Regions from separate parts of the Mus musculus genome. Here region 2 is linked to region 1. Evidence: chromatin loops called from intact Hi-C (ENCODE). Cell type or tissue: gastrocnemius. All regions are shown on one strand. Each heading gives the region's core, and the rest is flanking DNA. Links, peaks and the distances in the headings are about the cores only.

Region 1 (5,503 bases), core at 874-4,873:
ATTTCTGGTTTTCCTGTAACTCCCTGTGTAGAATAGGCTGGCTTTGAAATTGGAGCTCTGCAGCAGTGTGCGCAGATGAAGGGTCATAGAGTACAGTAGACTTAGAGGAACTCCACAGGGAACTTGAAGTTTTTTTGTGACTTAGTACTTAGTCTTTTTTGCTGACTTCAGTTACTCCCCTGTTGTGTAGGGTCTTCCTAACAGGTTAGTTCTTGGGAACTACCTTACCACAGTGCTTTGCTTCTGTTTTCCTTTGCTCAGGGTACCACCCCTGAGCTTCATGTCCAGCCTGTTCTTCCTATGTATCACGATGACAGATGAGTGTGTGACTTTGCAGGTGATGGGGAGGTGATTGAACAGATTATAAGCCTGCATACCAACGACAGTGGAGATGCAAGCCCAGAGTCCAGCGTCTTGGATGGCATGATTAGGCAGCTGCAGCAGCAGCAAGACCAGAGACTGGGAGTGGATCAGGATGGGACTGCAAATGGACTTCCCAGTGGGGAAGGGACACCCCGAAGAGGGAGTGAGTACAAATAAAATTCTGTGCGAGAGTAATAAAATAAAGAGATGTGGCTTCATTGCCAGATGCATGCACCTCAGAACCCAAGAACAGCTAAGTAGTATTCTGAAAATTGCTTTGTTACTCAAAGAAAAAAAAAAAAAAAAAAAAGGAGTTATAAGTGGATATGAAGTTTGTTAAGTACTCTGAAAGTCTGTCAACGGTCTTAGCTGTGGGGTAGGTTTTCAGAGTATATTAAATGAGAGCAGACAACATTATTTTTAAATGAAAACTACTTTAGCTTTCTCTTGCTTTGGCATTCACGTCTTTTGTGCAGCCTAGTTGAGTAGAGACTTTCCTTTCTTACTAAGTCAGTGTTGATTAAAAAAAAAAACATAAGGTAAGCGCCACGATGTCACAGGTAAATGATACTTAGTTTTATTAAACTATCCTAATAGGTAAGAGGCCAATATCCTCTTATACCCTGGTAAATAATTAGAGAAGCAAAGCTGGGTATTTGAAAATGGAAATGAAGCTGAGTTCTAATGAGCACGACTGACACTGATGAGTGTTTATCTCGTGTGCTCAGAGACCCAGGAGACTCCGGTACTGCTGCACGGTGACAGCCTGATGGGGTCCTACGAGTTTCATTTCCATAAAGAGATACCATGACCACCACAACTCTTATAAAGAAAAACATTTGAGTCTAGCTTACGTTTCAGAGGTTTAGTTCATTATTGACGTGGCAGAAAACAATGGCATGCAGGCAGACATGGTTCTGAAGGAACCTATGTGCACATGTATGTATGCATATGTCTGTGAGTACCCATTTAGGCCAAAAAGGGCTAGAGTCACAGCTAGTTGTGAGCTGGGATCTGACCTGGGTCCTTTACAAGAGCAGCAAGTGCTCTTAACCGCTGAACCATCTCTTCAGCCCAGATTATTTCTGTTGTGTGTGTGTGTGCTTGCCTGTTTGAGTGTCTGCCGTTTGTGTCCAAGTACTTGCGGGGCTGGAAGAGAGTGCTTAGAGCTATGTAGCCTTCATGGAGTTAGAGCACCTGATGGAGGTGCTGGGAACTGACCTGACCTCAGGTCCTTTGTACTAACAGGAAATGCTCTTAACTCCTGAGCCATCTCTGCTCTTTTGTGGTAATTATGAAAATTTTTATTGTTAGAATTATTCTAATTTTTATGTCTGTGTGAGAGTGTGTGCATATTTGTGTTATGTTTGTGTAGCGTGTGTGCGTGCGTGCGTGCGTGCGTGCGTGCGTGCGTGCGTGTGTGTGTAAGGCCCACAGAGAAAGATCCCACGAAGCCGGTGTTCAGATGGTTTGCTAGTTGCCTGCTCAGTAGCCTAGACTGTAACAGTGTTCTTGTTATATAGCTTCCCCAGTTTAGTGGGGCATCTATCCTTAGCAAAGGTTTTCCCAAAAAACAAACTGTTTTGAAATAAAGATGCAATGGAATACATTTGTGTATTTTATAATTTCAGAATGTATAGAAAAAGTTCAAGTGGCAGTTTACCAATTAATGATAAGTATTCTACATTGTGGTTTTAGTTATGTTAAAGCTTTCTTCTTATAGCTGTTTTTAGTATGTCTGTCCTTTTTCTGGTTTGGAAAAAGGTGTGTCCTAGTAGGAGGAATGCACTGTTACTGTGTGCTAAATGAACATAATAACTGGAAATACTTTAAAAATACTTCCTGATATTTTTCTTCTAGGTTTTAGAAGACTGAGTTTAGACATTCAGTCTCCTCCAAACATCGGTCTCCGTCGGAGTGGGCAGGTTGAAGGTGTTCGTCAGATGCATCAGAACGCTCCTCGGAGTCAGATTGCTACAGAGCGTGACCTCCAGGCTTGGAAGCGGAGAGTAGTTGTTCCAGAGGCACCGCCTGGCATGTTCAGGTCCATAACTATTAGGAGGATGTCATTTTATATTTTATTTTATTTTACGATTTATTTATTTTATTTATGTATGTGAGTACACTGTCGCTGTCTTAAGAAACACCAGAAGAGGGCATTGAATCCCATTACAGATGGTTGTGCGCCACCAAGTGGTTGCTGGGATTTGACCTCATGACCTCTGGATCAGGTCTTAACTGCTGAGTCATCTCTCTAGCCCCTACTCTTAACATCCAGTAGTAAACTAGGTCTGTAAAAAACTGGACAAACCTTCATTCTTTTTTCTTTAGCTTAGATCTACCTTCCTCTGCTTCCCAAGTGATGGGATTAAAAGGCATGTGCCACCACTGCCCAGCCGGTTTTTGTTTTTTGTTTTTGTTTTTTGCTTTTTTTGTCTTTTTATTTATTTATTTATTTATTTATTTTCTTAGAAATCAGTTTTTGTTCTTTGTACATTCTTATGTAGCATGGCTAAGATACATTGAGATTTTATATCAAGTCAGGTGTTTCTAGGAGTTTTCAAATTAGAACCAAGGGACCCTGAGTCTTTTACACAGTGAAGACAAAGGCCATTTTTAGCCTATGGTAACGTGCTCCAAGGTTTGAAATTATTCCTGTTGTAATCATCTGAACAGTGTTATTGACTTGATAAGGAGACAGAGAAATGAGTAGCACTGCTATTTTTGTTTAAATGAGAGGCCTAAAACATGGGGTTGAATTCTTTGTATAAGAAAAATGTTGCTTTTAATTTTATTTGCAGAAAGGAAGTATAATCTTGGAGACGCTTGGAAGCAATGAAATGGGCTGTCTAGTTGTATTGGTTCTAATGGGTCGATACATAATGCCAATTAATGAATATTTTGTAGTTAATATGAATAGGTCTTCACATAAACTGAGGTTTTGTTTTTAATAAAAAAAAGATAAGGGGCTGGCAAAATGGCTCAGTGAGTAAGAACACTGACTGCTCTTTCAAAAGTCCTGAGTTCAAATCCCAGCAACCACATGGTAGCTCACAACCCCCATAATGAGATCTGACGCCCTCTTCCAGTGCGTGTGAAGTCAGCTACAGTGTACTTATGTACAATAATAAATAAACCTTAAAAAAAAAAGAAAGATAAATACATACATAAAATCTAAACTTGTAGTTAGTGGTTTTGGGGTAGCCAGGTGAGTCTTGACCGTGATGAGGCGCTGCGCTTGCTCCTGCCTGCCAGTGGCGGGGCTCGGGCAGCTGAAGCGTCTTCTCATTTCAATAGCTTTGTGTGCTGTTTTGAGGTGCTGTGGGCCCAGTAGCCTCTAAAGCTGCAGTGATGTACTGTTAACTGTGTACCTCAGTCCAAGAACCTCTGTCACCATAGCCTTAATTTTGTAGGCGGTTGGAAGACATTCGCATAGAGAGAGGCGAGGAGGAGAGGAACCTGTATGTAATAGGGAGAAAGAAGAAGACTTTCCAGGTCCCACAAAAGGTAACTTGATTCTCCTTTCTTGGGAATGAGGAAATTATCATAAAATTAGAATTCAGTGTTTTTTGTGATTTATAAAAACAGCAATAGCTTTCCAAAGTATAGTATTTATTGCTTAAAGTCTTTTGTTGGGCATTTAAAGCCAACATAGAACTATTGAGTTCTTTTTGTTTTGTTTTCTTTGAGACAGGGTTTCTTTTTGAGACTGCCTGTGTCTCCTGGGTGCGCTGGGATTAAAGGCACTCACCTCTGCCACCATCACCACCATGCTGAACTGTCAGTTAGGTCTAATGACCATACATTAAGATGTCTTCCTGTCCTTTTACAGCTGCTGACTGGCTTTCTGAGGTAGCCACTGTCACAGCTCATGTGGCTGCTGTGTAGGTCTTTGTACTCTTGAAGCTCCAACAGTGGAAGTCTTGTCCCCCTCTCTTTGGTGAGCATAGAAGAGGTAGTAATATCTCATGTAGCCAAGCTTTTTGTCTCTGTTTTTAAAGATTCATGTATTTATTTTATATGAATACACTGTCTCTTCAGACACACCAGAAGAGGGCATCGGCTTGAATTACAGATGGTTGTGAGCCACTATGTTGTTCCTGGGATTTGAACTCAGGACCTCTGGAAGAGTAGTCAGTGCTCTTAACCTCTGAGCCATCTCTCTGGCCTCCAAGCTCTGTAGCCAAGGAAGACCTTAAATTTCTGGCAAACTTTTGTCTTTAGATTTTTTTCAAGACAGTTTCTTTGTGTGACCCTGGCTATCCTGGAATATGCTCTGTAGATCATGCTGGCCTTGAACTCAGAGACATCCACCTGCTTCTGCCTCCTGGGTGCTGGGATTGATGGCATGTGCCAACACTGCCTGGAAACTTTTTTTTTTTAAAGATTTATTTGTGTGTTTGCCTGTGGAGACTAGAAGGTGTTGGATTACCTAGACATTTGTGCTGGGAATTGAACTCTAGACCTTTGGAAGAGCTGTATATGTTCACCCACCCAGTGATTTTTTTTTTTCTATTTATCATATGTAAGTGCACTGTAGCTGTCTTCAGACAACACCAGAAGAGAGCATCAGATCTCAGATGGCTGTGAGCCACCATGTGGTTGCTGGGATTTGAACTCAGGACCTTCGGAAGAGCAGTCAGTGCTCTTATCCACTGAGCCAACTCTCCAGGCCCCCAGCTATATTTTAAGCTTCTGAATTTTATCTTTTTTTTTTCTTTTTTAAACCATTGCATAGTCAAAGATACTGCAAGCTTCTATCTTTAGAGTGGTGAGATTGCACAGGTGTATGCCGGCACGCAGGTCTGTGGGATTCTGGGAACAACTCTAAGGGTTGTACTAGGTTTCAGACATTTACCAACTGAGTACACCCCAGCCCTTGACTCCCTGTTGAGTGTAGCTTCATGTCATTCATGGCATCGTGGACATGTAAGGCAGTGTGGGCATGAGGCTCATGAGCTGCTGTGGCCTGTTTTTAAAGCTTTCCAAGGAACTAAAAGTAAAAAATACCGACTTGAGTTAACAAAATTATTTTTAATCTTTGTCTCCTTTAAAGCCATTTAAAGTTGACTCCATACAATGGCAATTTTGTCATACTGATGCCCATGCTTCTTCATGTTGTAGTCCAATTCGATGGTTT
Region 2 (5,503 bases), core at 890-4,889, 110 kb before region 1:
TTAGGAAGAAGCCTCCACGGTGCAGCCTGACTTTCCTCCTCCTACCCAAGGGCCCCTGAGAGGGTGCCACTTATGAACCACAAAATGGGTCCTAGTGATCCCCGGTCTGTGTGTTTAAGCCGCCCACTGTGGTATTTTCCTGAGTGGGCTTGCAACATCGAGGGAAAAGGGATAAAACATCAGGTGACCTTGACCACTTCAAAACAGACAGCAAGAAAGGCTGGAAGAAACAGAAACATTAAGGGTTTGTCTGTAACCAAATGGATTTTGTAGGCGGAGTGCCTTTTTTTTTTTTTTTTGAAGCACAGCTGGCTTGAAACTCCCTATGTAGACCAAGAGGGAAGGCCTAAAACTCAGAGATCCTCCTGCTTGCCTCCTAAGTGCTAGACTGAAAGTATGCCAACTGGCATGGTTTAAAAAAATAGTTCCTATGTTGCCAGGGCATGGAGGAGCATGCCTTTAACCCCAGTACTAGGAACTGGGGAAGGTAAATAGATGTCTGTGAGTTTGGGGCTAGCCTGGTCTACAAATCTAGTTCCAAGCCAATCAGGGCCACACAGTGAGACCCTGTCTCAAGAAAACCCAACCCGAAAAAATATTCCTACATGTCTACTCATTCTTCAATGACATGAATAACCTTTAACATCCAAAGGAACTTTCAAAACTCAAAGGCAACAGCCAAGATAAGCAAGCTACTCAGAGAGGGAGACACCGGGAGAAGTGGCCTCTGGGTACCGGGGATGTAACTCTGCCCCTGGCAAGTAGCTTCTCCAGACCACAGAAGGCTGGGACAAGAGGTGCGGCTTGCTGAGGGGACAGCAAGGATGAAGTCAGATCATCTAATCTCCCACCACCACCGTATTTCCAGAAAACAATTACCTGCTACTCGAGTAGGAAAGGCTACCAGGCGGTCTAGTGGGGTGATCCACTTGCTGGGCACCACAGCCACAGGGACGGAGTAATACTTCCAAATGAGCGAGATCATCAGCGCTGCCTGGAAGAAGCCTGCGGTGAGTGGGGGCCTCACAACTCCATCACTCGAGTGTACGCGAACGTGCACACACACACACACACACACACACACACACACACACAACTCCAGACAAAAACATCTCACACTGGTGACAGGGGGGGTGGGGGTGGGCCTTCTTGTGGGAACTGGCATTTCCCTGTTTTAATATAGATGCCACACATCCACTATTTATTTATTTAAGTGAGCTGAGTCTGCCCCAGTCAGTATAAAAGCAGCCAGGATTCCACAATCCCTCTGTCACCCAAGTCAGCTCCAAGCTGGTGACAACTAATGTTTCACCTCTTCTCCTTTCCCAGAAGCACCTTCTGTGGTCCTGAAGGCTGTGCTGAAACGCTCGGACTGAGGAGGGCAGGATGGATGCCCGAGGCTTTGTGGATGAGTCTCTGTGCAGTACCGGAAGCAGCATCCAGAAGGCAAAGAACACAACCCCACCCCAACCCCACCCCGGTAGTGAGAAAAATGGGGGAGAGCGGGAAGCGGACAAGATGGCTGGCTCTGCTGAGCACTGCCTGCTCTTCCAGAAGATCCAGGTTCAAATCCCAGCACCCACCCGGTGACTCACATCTGTCTCTGACTCCAGTCCCAGGGAATCTAATATCCTCTTCTGACTCCTAAGGACACCAGGTACATACATGGTGTGCAAACATTTATGCAAGCAAAACACCCGCCCACAGAAATGAATAAACTTAAAGAGGAAAAGAAAAGAAAGGCAATTGTCAAGTCGGTGCACGCTTTTAATCCCAGCACTGGGGAGGTAGACGCAGGCTGGCCTAAGCAAACTGACTAGATCGCAAGGCAAGTTTTACATTGACGTGAAAGAACCTGCCCTGGGATAGAGGATGGAGAGCCGAGCAGTCAAGAAAGACACCACATCCCCCTCTGGCCTCTGTACACGCGTGTGCACCTGCACACACAGGAAGATGCCTACACACATGTGCACATACACAAGCAGGCAAAGGGAAAATAATCACAGCCGTGCAGTCAGAGCCCAGGCGACACTCACTTGTAGTATGTAGAAAGCAACACTTATAAACCACTTGATCTTGGCCAACTGAGCTGTCCGTGCCTTCACTGAAAGGGAAACAAAACCACGGTGAAACAGGAGTCAATCCTGCAAAACTGAGAACACACCTGAACACTCGGAAGTGACATTTCCCTCACTAAACGCGCTCTCTCTAATCGCTGATTGATAACCAACACACTCAGAAACATCAAACAGGACAACAGTGTGTGTAATAAATCTCTTACTCTGTTGCCAATTTACGAAATTTCAAGTTGGGTGGCTATGCTATTGTTTGAGTAGACACCCACTCAGCCTGCATCTTGAAGTCACTGTAGCCTGAGAGACTCTTCCCCAACGCACTTGCCGCTCACTCATCGACAGAGCTAAACATCACCCACATTTTCTAACCTGCACCATCTCTGAGCCTCCTACAGGAGCCCAGCCCTCCCAAGCCTGTGTTCTGCACAGCCTGCTCCACCTTACACAGCCCAGCAGGGGCTTTCGGGACACATTGCTCTCTGGAGGAGAAAGAAGAGACAAACAGATAGACAGGACCTCACTATGAAGCCCTGGCTAGTGAGCTGCCTGACTCTGCCTCAGAATACTGGGACTCAAGTGTGCACAGTCCTCTACTCACACAGGAGCTGCTCCTGAGAGTGCCAAGTACCCTGAGGACTCACTGTGTGTTCTTTGTCTGGACTGCCCTCAGCAAAGTGCCAGTCTCAAGAGTTAAAATCTGCAGAGGACAAATTGGCTCTGAAGAAAAGTCTACAAGGATTTCTGGATATAGAAGGGTTAGCTGGGCATGGTGGCACACGCCTTTAATCCCAGCACTTGGGAAGCAGAGGCAGGAGGATTTCTGAGTTCGAGGCCAGCCTGGTCTACAAAGTGAGTTCCAGGACAGCCAGGGCTACAGAGAAACCCTGTCTCGAAAAACAAGAAAGAAAGCAAAGGGTTTACCAGCAAACGAGAAGTAACACATGTACCTCAAATCCACACACAAAGACACCCCCCCTGCTCCCACCCGCCCCTCCCTCCATCATGGCTGCAAGACGAGTACCGTGCGTTTTGAGCTTGTCCGTCATCTTGTTGATCTTCCTTTCCAGCCTGGCGTATCTGGCAAACTCGTCCATCATGTTGACGGTGGACAGCTCCTGCTTCATGCCCTGGATCTCTGCCCTCATCTGTGACTCCTGCTCTGCATCCTTCTGCAGCACCCTGGAAATCTGGCAGGGAGGAGGCCGGCATCGGTGTGTGTTCCGGATACATGCCACAGCGGCCACCAGGTGGCGCCCACCACCTGTCAGGGCTTGTCAGGGTCCCAGGACTAGGTGGTCACACCCTGGTGCAGAAAGGTGCAGGCCAGGCCAGTGGCAGAAATCGCCAGAGACAAGCCTCACCAACAAATGGATGAGCAGTAACACAGCATTGTCCAGGACCCTCCAAACACAGCACTGCTGGAAAGAGCCCTCTTCTCATGAGGGGACACCAAAGCAGGCCTTCAAACTGGACGTCAGTGACACGTTTGTCACCAGTATTACAGCCAAGACCTTTGCTCACTCACAAAGTACAGAACAGCAGAGGGCTGTCAACTTACCTTCAAGGGTTCAGGGGGAAAACTGCTGTTTGCCCAATCTTTAAAATAGCTCTGCTGGTTTTAAAGATGAAAAGAGGGAGTATGTAAAGTTTAGCTGGCCCATAGCAATGGCACCACCCCCAGCTCAGAGGACCCCTCTGCTTGCCACAAAGAAAGGCAACCTCAGTAACAGCCAGAGCCACACCCTTGACCCTGGCAGTGTCGGCAGACAGTCCAGGCACACAAGCCGAGGCCCCATAAGGAACTCGCAGTTAAAGCCCCTGGGCTGGGGCCAGCACTGTGAGTCACCCTGAAGGCTGCACAGTGGACAAGGAACAGGGTTTGCAAACCTTCCTCTCTAATGCCCACTGTTCTCCACTCAAAGGGAGAGTTATTCCAATCTGGTCCACCCTGGAGAAAAAAAAAATAGGAATGGACCAAAGTCTCTAACGTTCACAGCAGCTAAGAGTGCTTGTTTTTAGAGGATTGGGGTGCAATCCCAGCACCCACATGGTGGTTCACAACCATCTATAACTCCAGTTCTAGGGGATCCAACAACTTCTTCTGAATCCATGGACACCAGGCATGCAGGTGATGCACAGACATACACCACACATGCAGGCAGGTGATACACAGACATACATCACACATGCAGGCAGGTGATACACAGACATACATCATACATGCAGATAGGTGATACACAGACATACATATATGCATGCAGGTGATACACAGATATACATCATACATGCAGGCAGGTGATACACAGACATACATACATGAATGCAGGTGATACACAGATATACATCATACATGCAGGCAGATGATACACAGACATACATCACACATGCAGGCCAAACACCATCCACATAAAAAAATAAGTATTTTTAAAGGCCAACATTTTTAAAAAGTCACAGAGCTATCATTCAAAATCAGAGAACCAACCTCCCTCCCCCTCCACATCCCTTGCTGCCTGGAGTTGGCCCTGCTCCTTGCCACCTGTAGCACTCAGGAAGGCTAGCCAGGTCAGTATTGGAGACCCTGCCCTGGTGGTATGGGTGCAGGAGAGCTGGCAGGCCGACCGACTCAGCTACCCCCAAGGCCCAGATCCAGGAATTCGAGCTTGCCCACCCATCCCAACATCTACACAATCCATGAACTCTGGGAGCACATGAAGTGGCTGATCCTGCAGATCCAAAGCTGCAGCATCTCCATGACACAGGGCAAGGACAGGACACCAGAGGAGTCCAGGTGAGGACCCAATGACGGAGAGCAGAAGCCAGAGGCCTCAAACCAGAGTAATGACTCATTGCAACGAACATTTACAGTGTTCGCTGGCAAAGACGTGTGGACAAAGGGTATACTGCGCAACACGCTACAATCTCCACAAGTTTTTGTTTTTCTTTTGTGGGGTTGCAAAAAAGAAAAAAAAAAAAGAAAAATCAGGGGGAGGGGAGGCTGGAGAGATGGTTCAGTGGTTAAGATGGCTGCTCTTCCAAAAGACCTAGGTTCAATTCCCAGCACCCACATGGCAGCTCACAACTAGATTCCCAGTTCCAGGGAATCTGACACACACAGACATACATGCAGGCAAAACACCAGTGCACATTAAATACATACATAAATACAAAAGCTTTGAATTTAAAAAATCAGGGCCCCTATAAAGGATGCTTAAACAGGAAACATGTCATTAGGGCTCTGCTTCCCCACCCCATAGCAACATGACCTGTGGTCACAACCAGCAGATCCTGAGGTGGAGCGTGGGGGTGGGTGTGAGAGGCACAGTCAGGGAAGGAGACCTCAGGAGGAGAGAACAGACTCTCGGGAGACAGGCTTCAATAAGACAGCTTGTTTAATTGGGAGAACATAGGCTATTATTAAACCTTTAGGG

What was found. A loop is a pair of places that touch in the nucleus more often than their neighbours do. Peaks named below come from ENCODE experiments on the same cell type or tissue, not always from the same donor. Only the 100,000 strongest peaks of a DNase experiment are listed, where the experiment ranks them.
Region 2: it touches region 1 in a loop (5-fold over the local background); 15 of 42 quality-filtered maps call a loop at or near these places.

Annotation. Positions count from the first base shown.
Region 1 is chr16:96,041,368-96,046,870 of GRCm38, reverse strand. It overlaps Brwd1 (bromodomain and WD repeat domain containing 1), which reads left to right. Exons shown (of 42, transcript NM_145125.3): 18 at 338-526; 19 at 2,224-2,407; 20 at 3,777-3,870; 21 at 5,488-5,503. Among named protein-coding and RNA genes, the nearest start is that of Brwd1, 38 kb to the left of the region's middle. In gastrocnemius, for the core only: a CTCF peak has its summit at 2,558 (motif pointing right); a DNase peak (open chromatin) is centred at 2,541; H3K27ac peaks cover 851 bases.
Region 2 is chr16:96,149,572-96,155,074 of GRCm38, reverse strand. Get1 (guided entry of tail-anchored proteins factor 1) reads right to left here. Exons shown (of 5, transcript NM_207301.3): 2 at 3,097-3,262; 3 at 2,037-2,104; 4 at 880-994. Among named protein-coding and RNA genes, the nearest start is that of Get1, 6.9 kb to the right of the region's middle. In gastrocnemius, for the core only: a CTCF peak has its summit at 3,334 (motif pointing right); DNase peaks (open chromatin) are centred at 3,313 and 3,880; H3K27ac peaks cover 510 bases.